Linked DNA regions of Homo sapiens: region 2 is linked to region 1. Evidence: chromatin loops called from intact Hi-C (ENCODE). Cell type or tissue: HepG2. All regions are shown on one strand. Links, peaks and the distances in the headings refer to the core of each region. The heading gives the core; the rest is flanking DNA. Region 1 has its middle 440 kb from the start of OLFM3. Region 2 has its middle 120 kb from the start of LINC01709.

Region 1 (5,382 bases), core at 219-5,218:
GTAGAGGTGGAACTGAGTAGAATAAATAGCTCTTGCTCATTTGCTTATCTTTCATGATTTTCAGCTTAAGGTCTCCTATTTCTTCACATTGGTATCCAGGATGTTCCTCTGGGCTGTCAGGGGTTGCTCACTCAGCTTTCCAGGCTTTGACTTGAGTTGATACATCCAGGAATTGATACCTGGAACTTTTACTGCTAAGGGGGTTGAAAGGAGAATGATTTAATTCCCTTCCCAGCTTGGGCTTAGGGAAGGAGAGAGAGAAGGGAGAGCTTTTACAAATACCAAATATCCTGGGTTAAATAAAGGTGGTCCTACTTCTTGGGGTTGGGTTTCTGCTAGTTGAGTTAATTCCTGTTGAAAGCAAGCCAGAGGGGTTACATGCTTAACCAATTCAGAGGTCTCTTTGTCTATTAAGAAATCATTGATGAGAAAAGGCTGTCTGTACGCGTCTCAAAAGGGCTTAGACCTAACTTGGAAGGGGTGTTTCTTACCGGCAGTAAAGCCGTGGAAAGAAAAGTAACCCAAGGAGAGTGAGTTTCTTAGGACAGTTTCCTGAGATGTCTTTTGATGATATCATTTGTCTTCTCTATCTTTCCTGAAGACTAGGGTCTCCAGGTGCAATGGAGATGATACTGTATGCCTAGTGCCTTTGAGAACCCCTGTGTGATGGCTGCCTTAAATTAGGGGCTATTGTCACTTTGGAGGTACTTAGGTAGACCAAAAGGGGGAATAATTTCATTAACTAACACCTTTACTACCTCAGAGGACTTCTCTGTAAGGCATGGAAATGCTACTACCCAGTTAGTGAAAGTATCTACCCATACCAGGAGGTACTGAATGGCCTTCGTCTTTGGAATGTGGATGAAGCCAATCTGCCAGTCCTCCCTTGGAGAGCTTCCCATCCTTTGGGTTTGAGGAGGAAAAAGCTGCCTGTTCAGGGAATTATTTTTAAGACAGACTTCACAAGCATTAACAACCCATTTTGTTGTTAGTAAGGTCTCTCCTGAAAACAATCTCTGAGAACATTGAAAGTTTTATCCTTTCCCAAGTGAAAAGCTCGGTGAAGGATTTTAAGGACTTTCTATTGGCTGCAGCCTGGCAAGTGGAGCTTGCCATCCTCTGATTGCAGCCCTCCTGAGGGCTGGAAGGTGTCCCCTCGAGAAGTGGCCCACTCCATTTCTGCATGGGAATACTGAGGCTTGATTTCTCTTATAGAGCCTTCCCAAGTTAGAGAGGCTTCAAGCATTTTGATGCCATGAAGCTTTCTTGCTGCTGACTTGGCTGCCTGATCAGCTAGCTTGTTTCCTTCAGTTATTTCATCCACTCCCTTCTGATATCCCTTACAATGCATCACTGCTACCTCTCATGGAAGGAAAACTGAGGATAAAAACCTGTTAATTTCCTGATGGTATTTTATAGGAGATCGATTGGCAGTAAGAAAGTGTCTTTCTTTCCAAATGGCAGCATGAGCATGGAGAACTAGGAAAGCATACTTGGAGTCAGTGTAAATGTTAGCTACCTTTCCCTTGCTTCACTCAAGAGCTCTTGTAAGGGTTGTCAGTTCAGCTATTTAAAAGCGTGTGCCTGGAGAGAGAGACACACTTTCAGTAACATCATTCAGAGTGACCACTGCATATCCTGCTTCACAGACTCCTTGCTCTACAAAGGAGCTTCCATCTGTGAAGAGGGTCCAGTCTCAATTCTCTAGGGGTTTTCCGGAGATCTTCCCTGGCTGCATAGGTCTGTACCACAGCTTGTTCATGTTCTAGTTCCCCCATTCCCTCAGGGAGGAAAGTGGCTGGGCTTAAGCAAGAGTAAGTCTTTAACTGGATGGTGAAAACTTCTAACAGCAGAACTTGATATTTAAGGAGCCGACTGTCTGTTAACCAAAGGCTTCTCTTAGAGGACAGTAATCCCACCACATTATGCGGAGTATAAACAGTTAAGTCATTTTCCTGGGTTAATTGAAGGCTTTTGGGACTAGTAGGGCCACGGTGGCAATGCTGGCCATCCTTTAGTCCCAAATCTTGTTTCTTACTCAGGTTACTCATAGGCTGTTGAGCTGGTCTTCAGGCCTGTGTTAAGACTCCCAAGGCCATTCCCTTCCTTTCTGATGCATACAGATTGAAGGCCCTTCCTACAGGGAGGCTGAGAGCCAGTGCCTTTACTAGGGCCTGCTTTAGCTGGTTCCAGGCCTTTTGAGCTTCAGGTTTCCAGGTTAAGAGATGAGATTTAGCTGCTTGAGTTTGTCTTATGAGGTGATACAGAGGATGAGCTATCTCACCATACCCAGGTATCTATAGCCTGATAAAGAGAAGTGAGAAAAAGGGGCCCCTTTAGTCTCCTTCCTTGTGGTGTGAGCCAGGGTGGAGAGGAAGGCAGTGGAAATGTTCTTCTTGCTCTTTTCCCTCTGTGGTTCCTGGGTCCTGGCACCTTGTTGAATGTTCCACCCCTGGTTGTAGGCGTGACCTCCAGCCATAGAACCAGAGAAACTAAGCAATTGGGGTTATTCACGCCCACCCAAGTGGCTCTAGTCCACTGCTTATGATTTCCTTTTGACTTCCTAGACTTGTGTGACCTGCCTGTCTCTCTGAAAAATGGATCTCAGGAAAAACTATGTAATAGTTTTTAGGGGCAAGGCCCCTTTAATGGAGACAGCATGCTAGGTTGAACTCTGTATCCTGCTATTATGACCAGTGCTGAAGCGTTTACCCTTAGAGAATGGTTTTGGTTAACTCCCGAACTTCAAATCCCCTTACTAATGAAGTACCACTCTAATTGGAGGTCGAATAGGTGCCTCAAAAGAACGTACGGGGCCAGGCGCAGTGGCTCAAACCTGTAATCGCAGCACTTTGGGAGGCCGAGGCGGGCGGATCACAAGGTCAGGAGATCGAGACCATCCTGGCTAACACGGTGAAACCCCGTCTCTACTAAAAATACAAAAAAAAATTAGCCGGGAATGGTGGCGGGCGCCTGCAGTCCCAGCTACTCAGGAGGCTGAGGCAGGAGAATGGCGTGAACCCGGGAGGTGGAGCTTGCAGTGAGCCAAGATCGCGCCACTGCACTCCAGCCTGGGCGACAGAGGGAGACTCCGTCTCAGAAAAAAAAAAGAAGAACATAGGGACCAAATGGCCGTTTTCTTGATAATTTGGCCTTGGAGGATATTTTAGCCCTAATTGCTGAAGGCAGAATTTTCCTATTTACAGAAGCAGCATGTAGCCTAGCTTTTAATAGCCACAAAAAGGGGAGAGAATCGGGAGGCTACCATGTTTCAGTGAAGGACCGACAATGTGCCTCATGGAGAGGATCCCTATTCCACTAGGTGGTGCTGTTGACCTTGAAATACCATGTGCTCTCTAGACCAAGGGCAGAGTGACCTTGACATGCCATATGCTCTCCGGGCCAAGGTCAGAAAGAGACCTGGAAATGCCATATGCTCTCCAAGCCAATGGCAGAGAGAGACCTGGATGTATCATGTGTTCTCCAGACCAAGGGCTGAGAGAGAGAAATGCTCTCTTTGGTTGGTTTGGGAGCGGGGGTGGACTCTGTTCCTAGAAAATCACAGACACCTTCTCTTGAGCTATATCCCTGGTTAGTACAACATTTCTTAATCTTGCCAAACAAGATTATGTCCCCGAACTGTAAAACTTCCCACACATTGAATACATAGAAAGGATGAGAAATACGATGGCCCTGGACAGGTAAGGAAGAAATTACAAAAGGAAAGTTGGAGAGCCCATTGCCAACACCGCACTGGGGCCATTGGAGGCTGGGGTAAGTACAGAAGCCTTTGGATAATACCGAGGGGTAGCCCTGATTGGAAATCCTCAGTTGTCCCAGGACTTCTTCCAGTACCACATGATGTCTAAGTCCTCCATGAAAGAAAACTGGTTTAAACATGGCTCACTGAGAACTCCCATACCCTTGCTATCTGCCTAAGTGATTACTTTTTAACTCCTATATCACAGTTACCTCCCACAAGGTCCCTTCCTCAACACGTGGGGATTACGGTTTGAGATGAGATTTGAGTGGGAACAGAGAGCCAAACCATATCATAGTGTGTTGCTTAATTTTCAAATATTTGGAAATTTTTTATTATTCCTTCTGTTATTGATTTCCAGCTTCATTTCATTGTGGTTATCAAATTGTATGCATTAAAACATTTTTAATTTATTGAGACATTTCATGGACTAACATATAGTTTATCTTGAAGAATATTACATGTGTTTTTGAGAAAAATGTTTATTGTGCTATTGTAGGGCAGACTGATGAGTGTGTGTGTATTTGTTTGTGTACTTTAGGTATTGATGGTTTATGCTATTGTTCCAGTCCTCAAGTCCTCTATTTTTAATTCATTTTCTGTTTAGAAGTTCTATTCATTATTGAAAGTGGGGAATTGAAGTCTTAACTAGTACTGGACAGTAGTATGTTTCCTTCTTCAATTCTATAAATGTTTGCTTCAAATTTTGAGTCTGTCTCTAACATATATGTGCTTACATTTGTCACATCTTCTTCATGATTTTACTTTTTATTATTACATAATGTCCTTCTTTGTGTTTTGTAACAGTCTTTTTGTGTGTGTTTTGTTTTGTTTTGTTTTCGCCTATCTTGTCTGGTATTATTAATTTAGAAATCTGAAATAAAAAATGTTCCAAAATCTGAAATGTTTTGAGGTTCAACATAATGTTAAAAGAAAATGTTCACCGGAGCATTTGGGATTTCCATATTTTCAGATTAGCTATACTAAACTAGGAAGTATAATGCAAATACACCAAAATCTGAAAAAATCAGGTATCTGATTTTTTTTCTAGTCCTGAGCATTCTGGATAAGAGATACTCAACCTATATAGCCATCTCCAGTTCTTTTTTGGATACTGTTTAAGGGTTTGTGTTTTTTTTCTTCCCCCCATCCTCTTACATTCAGCCTATTTGTGTCTTTGGCTCTAAAATGAGTCACTTTACACAGCATATAAGTGAAGCATGTGTTGTATTTTAATCCATTCTACCAAACTCTGCCTTTTGATTGTAGAATTTAATCCATTTACATTGAAAAAAAATGATGGAGAAGGAGTGACCTCTAAAATTTTGCTATTTGTTTTCCGTACTTCTTATGTCTTTTTTGTTTCTCTTTACCTTCTTTTGTTTTTAATTTTTTGTAGTGTACCATTTTGATTTCTTCTCATTACTTTGTGTGTATATTTTTAAAATGTTTTCATGGAAGTTACTATGAGAAATAATATTAATATCCTAAATTTATAATAATCTAGCTTAAAATAATATTATATTAGCCTTAACAGCACACAGAAACTCTGCTCATATTTATCTCTGTCTTTATTTTGTTTTTGTCACAATTTATTGTGTGTGCTCATTAACATAGCTTTA
Region 2 (5,382 bases), core at 162-5,161, 920 kb after region 1:
ACCTTCTTTCTGCTTAAAATATCCAATGTGCCCAGGGGCCATATTCTGTGGTAGCATATCCTGAACCCCATTATGTCCAATCTTTTTTGTAGATCAGAATATAGTGTTAAAATCTCAGCTGTCCTCAGCCTGAGCAACATAGTGAGATCCTGTCTCTAAAAAAAAAAAAATACAAATACAAAAATTAAGCCAAGCATGGTGGCATGTGCCTATAGTCCCAGCTACTCAGGAGGCTGAGGTAGGAGGATCGCTTGGGCCTGGGAGGTAGAGGCTGCGGCGAATAAGCCATGATCATGCCACTGTACTCCAACCTGGGGACAGCAAGACCCTGCCTCAAAAAAAGAAATCTCATCTGTCCCTTGAACTTCATCTATTTTTTTTCTCATAGTATGTAATTAAGCACTTCTACATGAATTTCCTTAGACTAGTGTGGAAGCTCCAGGAGGGGACAAGGCATTGTCACTATCTTCAAATTAAAGTCTATTGGATATAATATACAAGGAAATATGTATTTACAGTACAGTGTTATAAGCACTACAGGAAAAATATATAAAGCTAGTGGGAGCACAGAGGGAAAAGCTTTCCACAGGAAGTTCATTTCAGAAATATTTGCAGAATTATTCCCAGTTTAAGTACAAAGATCTGAGAGCAAGAGGCACCTGGTATGCTAGAAAAATGTACTTTGTTCTGTATGAACTGCAGCAGAGTGAAGACTAGTGCCGATTTTTTTTAAAAAGTGTCTAATAAGCAAGATAATAAAGATATAACAAGAATGAAATGATAAATATAAAGAAGGCAATAAGGCAATAAAATAATTTGTTGACTGTAACCCTGCTGCAAAGATAAGAGCTGCAACCATTTTAAGGAATAATTTCACCTAACAAAATCCAGGGAATGAAATGAATGAAAAGTAGAAAGGCCAAGAAAGCAAAATACATAATGCACATATCTCACACACACACACACACACACACACACACACACACACGGCTTAAAAATTTCCTTCAAAGCAGGGCAGTGGATAAGCAGATAGTGAGGGGGAGGTGTCAGCATATTTACCTGTGGCTTGGGCAGAATTGTTTTAAGTTTCTACACTAAGCCAAAGATGGGCATGTGGTTTGGCAACCTCAGAAATATTAGGAGTAAGGTTTTAAATTATAAATGTTTGTAGTCTTTTTTCCAAAACTGATTCAGGGAAAAAAATACATTCTATGCTGTCATTCAAAACTTCCTTCTGGTAATAAAGCCAAACTTTTTAAAAAATACATAAGCAATTTTTTGAAAATATTTAAAGGGATTAAGGCTTGTTCTCCAAGCTCACTCTCACCGTGTTGACTATCACTTGTCAGTCAAAGACTCCTAACCAAGCATTCTTTTTAAAAATCTAATCTACTCAAGTATGGTTCTTCAAAAAATTTAGACCATAACTCTCTTAAACAAGAAATAACATCAAAGATTTTAACATTAATTAATGAGGAAATCAATAAGGTATTAAAATTGGTTAAAAGGAGAATCTGAGAGGACTTCCAGTTTCAAAATGGTGGCATAGAAGCAAGCTGGCTTCACCCTCCCCACCACTGCCACCACATACACATAGAAAACCAGAAACATATATACAGCTCTAACATCATCACTAGCAATATTCTAGAGCTCAAATAGAAGGGTCAGATCATTCCTGGGACCACAGAGAAGGGAAAAAACCTTTCAACACACAGTAAGAAAGTTGGACTTCCATATCCGTGACACCGCTCCCCCAAATCTGTTCAACAGCAAGAACATGGAAAATTTCTCCCCAACTTAGGGTTTCTACAATAAAAAAAAATGAGATGATGTGGACAACCAGCTTCTTAACCACCTTGGGTTTCTTGGCAGTAAACCTGTCTCTGCCTCAAGCCACAGGAATCATCAGGAGTGCCTAAAGAAATATCTCTGAGGACAGAGACAAAGAGCAGAGATGGGAATACTATCTATAAAACTGGAAACGTCTCTGTAACTCAGCCAAAAGAGACATCAAATCAGAGTGGCTGTTCAACAGCACCATGTTATAGGAGGTTTGTGTAACAGCTTCCCTGGCACAAACCCCTAGCCAGCCTTCCCGCACTCAAGATATCCGTTTTGGGATATCCTCCCATTCGAGAAGGGAGGCACTCTGATTGCCTAGAACCAAGGAAATCTTGGTCTTAAGCTGCCATCTAGTGACCAAAAGGAGGCAGTGACCTAGCTGGGGTGATAAAAATAATGACAATTAACAGCTAAATTATGAAGAATCTCTAAGCAAACATGTCCAGTGTAAATCAAAACAGGTCATACACAGAAGCCTGGAATAAATAATCGTTTAATGCAAAAACATGGATGTACATCCACAAGAAACAGCAGACAAGAAACCATAACCTCTCCAAGTGGACAAACCAAGGAATCAGGTACTGACCCTAACAAAATGGCAATATGTTAACTCTCTGATCAAGAATTCAAAATAGCAGTTTTGAGAAAACTCTGTGATTTTCAAGATTACACAGAAAGGCATATTTAAAAATTATCAGGGATCTCTAACAGAGATTGAAATAATTTTTTAAAATCAAACAGATATCTTGGAACTGAGAAATGTATTTGCTAAACTCAAAAATTTATTAGAGGGTTTGAAGAACAGAATAAATCAAGCAGAGAAAAGAATCAGTGAGCTCGAAGATAGGCTATTTGAAAAAAACAGTCAGAGAGTAAAAAAAGAAAAAAGAATGAAAAGCATGAAAATATTTCATAAAATTTAGAAAATTACTTCAAAAGACCAAATCTAAGAATTATTAATTTTCAAGAGGCAGTTGAGCAAGAACAAGGGGTAGAAAGCTTATTCAAAGAGAAAAAAACAATAACAGAAAACTTTCTAAATGTGAGAAAGAGATAAATATCCAGGAACAGGAAGGTCAGAAAACACCAAACAGATTCAACCCAAATTAGACTACCACAAGACCTATAACAATTCAACTTTCTAAAGCTAAAGTGATAGAAAGCATCCTAAAAGCAGAAAGAGGAAGAAAAGCAAATAATATATAAACAAAGCTCCAATTCATCTGGTGACACAATTCTCAGTGGAAACCATACAGGCCAGGAAGTAGTGGGACAATATTTTCAAAGTAATGAAAGAAAAAACTACCCTCCAAGAATACTGTATTCATCAAATCTATCTTCAAATATGAAAGGTTTTTCCTCAACAATCAAAAGCTGAGAGAATTTACCACCACCAGACCCGTCTTACAAAAAATGCTACAGACAGTCCTTCAATCTGGAAGGGAAAAAAAAAAACATTAACATGCAAACAGATAATTTTTCAAAGTATAAAACCCACCGGTATAATTAAGTACATAGAAAATCACAGAATACTCTACTACTGCAACAGGTGTACAATCTATTCATAACTCTAGTGTGAAGCCCCAAAGGCAAATCTACAAAAAACCATAATACCAACAGTAACCTGTTAAGAGATTGGCAATATAAAAATATGTAAATCAAGACAACTTAAAGTCAAATGGGGGACAGAAGTTAAAATGTAGAATTTTTGCATTTTTGCTTTTTTTAACATTCTTTGTGATCTAAGTTTTTATCTCTTTAAAATAATTTATTTTATCTATAAGATGGATTTTCTAAGTCTCATGATAACCACAAATGCAAAAACCTATAATAGATTCACTAAAAATAAGAATGAATTAAAACACACTATCAAAGAAAATCACTTAACCACAAAGGAAGACAGTTAAAAAAAGAAGAAAGAAAGAAAAGAATTACAAAACAACCAGAAAATAGACAACAAAATGATAGTAGTAAGTCTTTACTTGTCAATAACAACACAGTGTAAATGGACTGAATTCTCCAATTAAAAGGCATAGAATGGCTGAATGAATAAAGAAGCCCCAACTATATTCTTCCTACAAGAAACCCACTTCATCTCTAAAGATACACATAGACTAAAGCTGAAGGAGTTAAAAAAGATAATCCATGCAACTGGAAATAAAAAACAAGCAAGAGTAGCTACATTTATATGAGATACAGTAGACTACAAATCAAAGACTGTAAAAAAAAGACAAAGAAGGTCACTATATATAATGATAAAAGGGTCAATTCAGTAAAAGGGTATAACAGTTATAAATATCTCTTTATCTGACACTGGAGCACCAAGTATATAAGTAAACATTAATAGATCTAAAGGAAGAGAGAGACAGATGGCAATACAATAACAGTAGGGGACTTCAATACCCCAGTCTCAGTAATGGACAGATCATCCCAACAGAAAATCAACAAATAAACATTGGAGTTAAGCTACACAATAGACCAAATTAGCCTAATTGACATTTACAGAACAATATACGCAACTGATATAGAATTCACATTCTTTTCATGAGTACTTAAAACATTCTCCAGAATAGACCATATATTAGGCCACAAAACAAGTCTCAGCAAATTCCAAAAAAGTAGAAATTATATCAAGTATCTTTCTGACTACAATTGAATTGAACTAAAAATTGTTAACAAGGGAAACCTCATAAAATACAGAAACATTTTGAAATTCAGCAACTTACTCCTGAATGAGCAATAGGTCAATGAAGAAATTAAGAAATAAATTTACATTTTTTAAACAATTAAAAATGGAAATACAACATAGCAAAATCTATGGGATACAGCAGAAGTAGTACTGAGAGGGAAGTTTGTATCAATAAATACCTATATCAAAAAGGTAGAAAGACTTCAAATAAACAACCTAATGATGCACCTTAAGGAACTAGAAAAGCAAAAACAAATCAAACCCAAAATTAGTAGAAGGAAAGAAATAATAAAAATCAGAGCAGAAATAAACAAAATTGAAACTAAAGGCAGATAATCAACAAAGTGAAAACTTGATTTTTTAAAAGACACACAAAATTGGCAAACCTTTAGCTAGATTAAGAAAAAAAAAAGAGAGAAGATCAAATAAATGTATTCAGAAGCCAAAAAAGGAGACACAACAACAGAGATCACAAAAATAAAAAGAATCATTAACAACTATTATGAACAACTATATGTCAACAAATTAGAAAACCTAGAAGAAATGGATAAATTCCTGAACGCATGCAACCTACTATGATTGAACCATGAATAAATAGAAAACCTTAACAAACCAGCAACAAATAACAAGATTGAAGCCATAATAAAAAGTCTCCCATAAAAGAAAAGCCTAGGACTTGATGGCTTTACCACAGAATTCTACCAAATACATTTTTGAAATCTAATGCCAACTCTACTCAAAATCTTTAAACAAATCAAAGAGGAGAGAATATTCTAAACTCATTCTATGAGGCCAGCATTGATACTAAAATCAGGCAAAAACATAACAAAAGAAAGAAAACTACAGGCCAA

What was found. Hi-C counts contacts between places; a loop is a spot of excess contacts. Peaks named below come from ENCODE experiments on the same cell type or tissue, not always from the same donor. Only the 100,000 strongest peaks of a DNase experiment are listed, where the experiment ranks them.
Region 2: it touches region 1 in a loop (17-fold over the local background); 11 of 110 quality-filtered maps call a loop at or near these places.

What each region holds. Positions count from the first base shown.
Region 1 is chr1:102,432,621-102,438,002 of GRCh38, reverse strand. No RefSeq gene overlaps it. Among named protein-coding and RNA genes, the nearest start is that of OLFM3, 440 kb to the right of the region's middle. In HepG2, for the core only: a CTCF peak has its summit at 3,330 (motif pointing right); a DNase peak (open chromatin) is centred at 3,352.
Region 2 is chr1:101,517,238-101,522,619 of GRCh38, reverse strand. No RefSeq gene overlaps it. Among named protein-coding and RNA genes, the nearest start is that of LINC01709, 120 kb to the left of the region's middle. RefSeq lists a silencer at 2,158-2,267. In HepG2, for the core only: a CTCF peak has its summit at 2,187 (motif pointing left); a DNase peak (open chromatin) is centred at 2,169.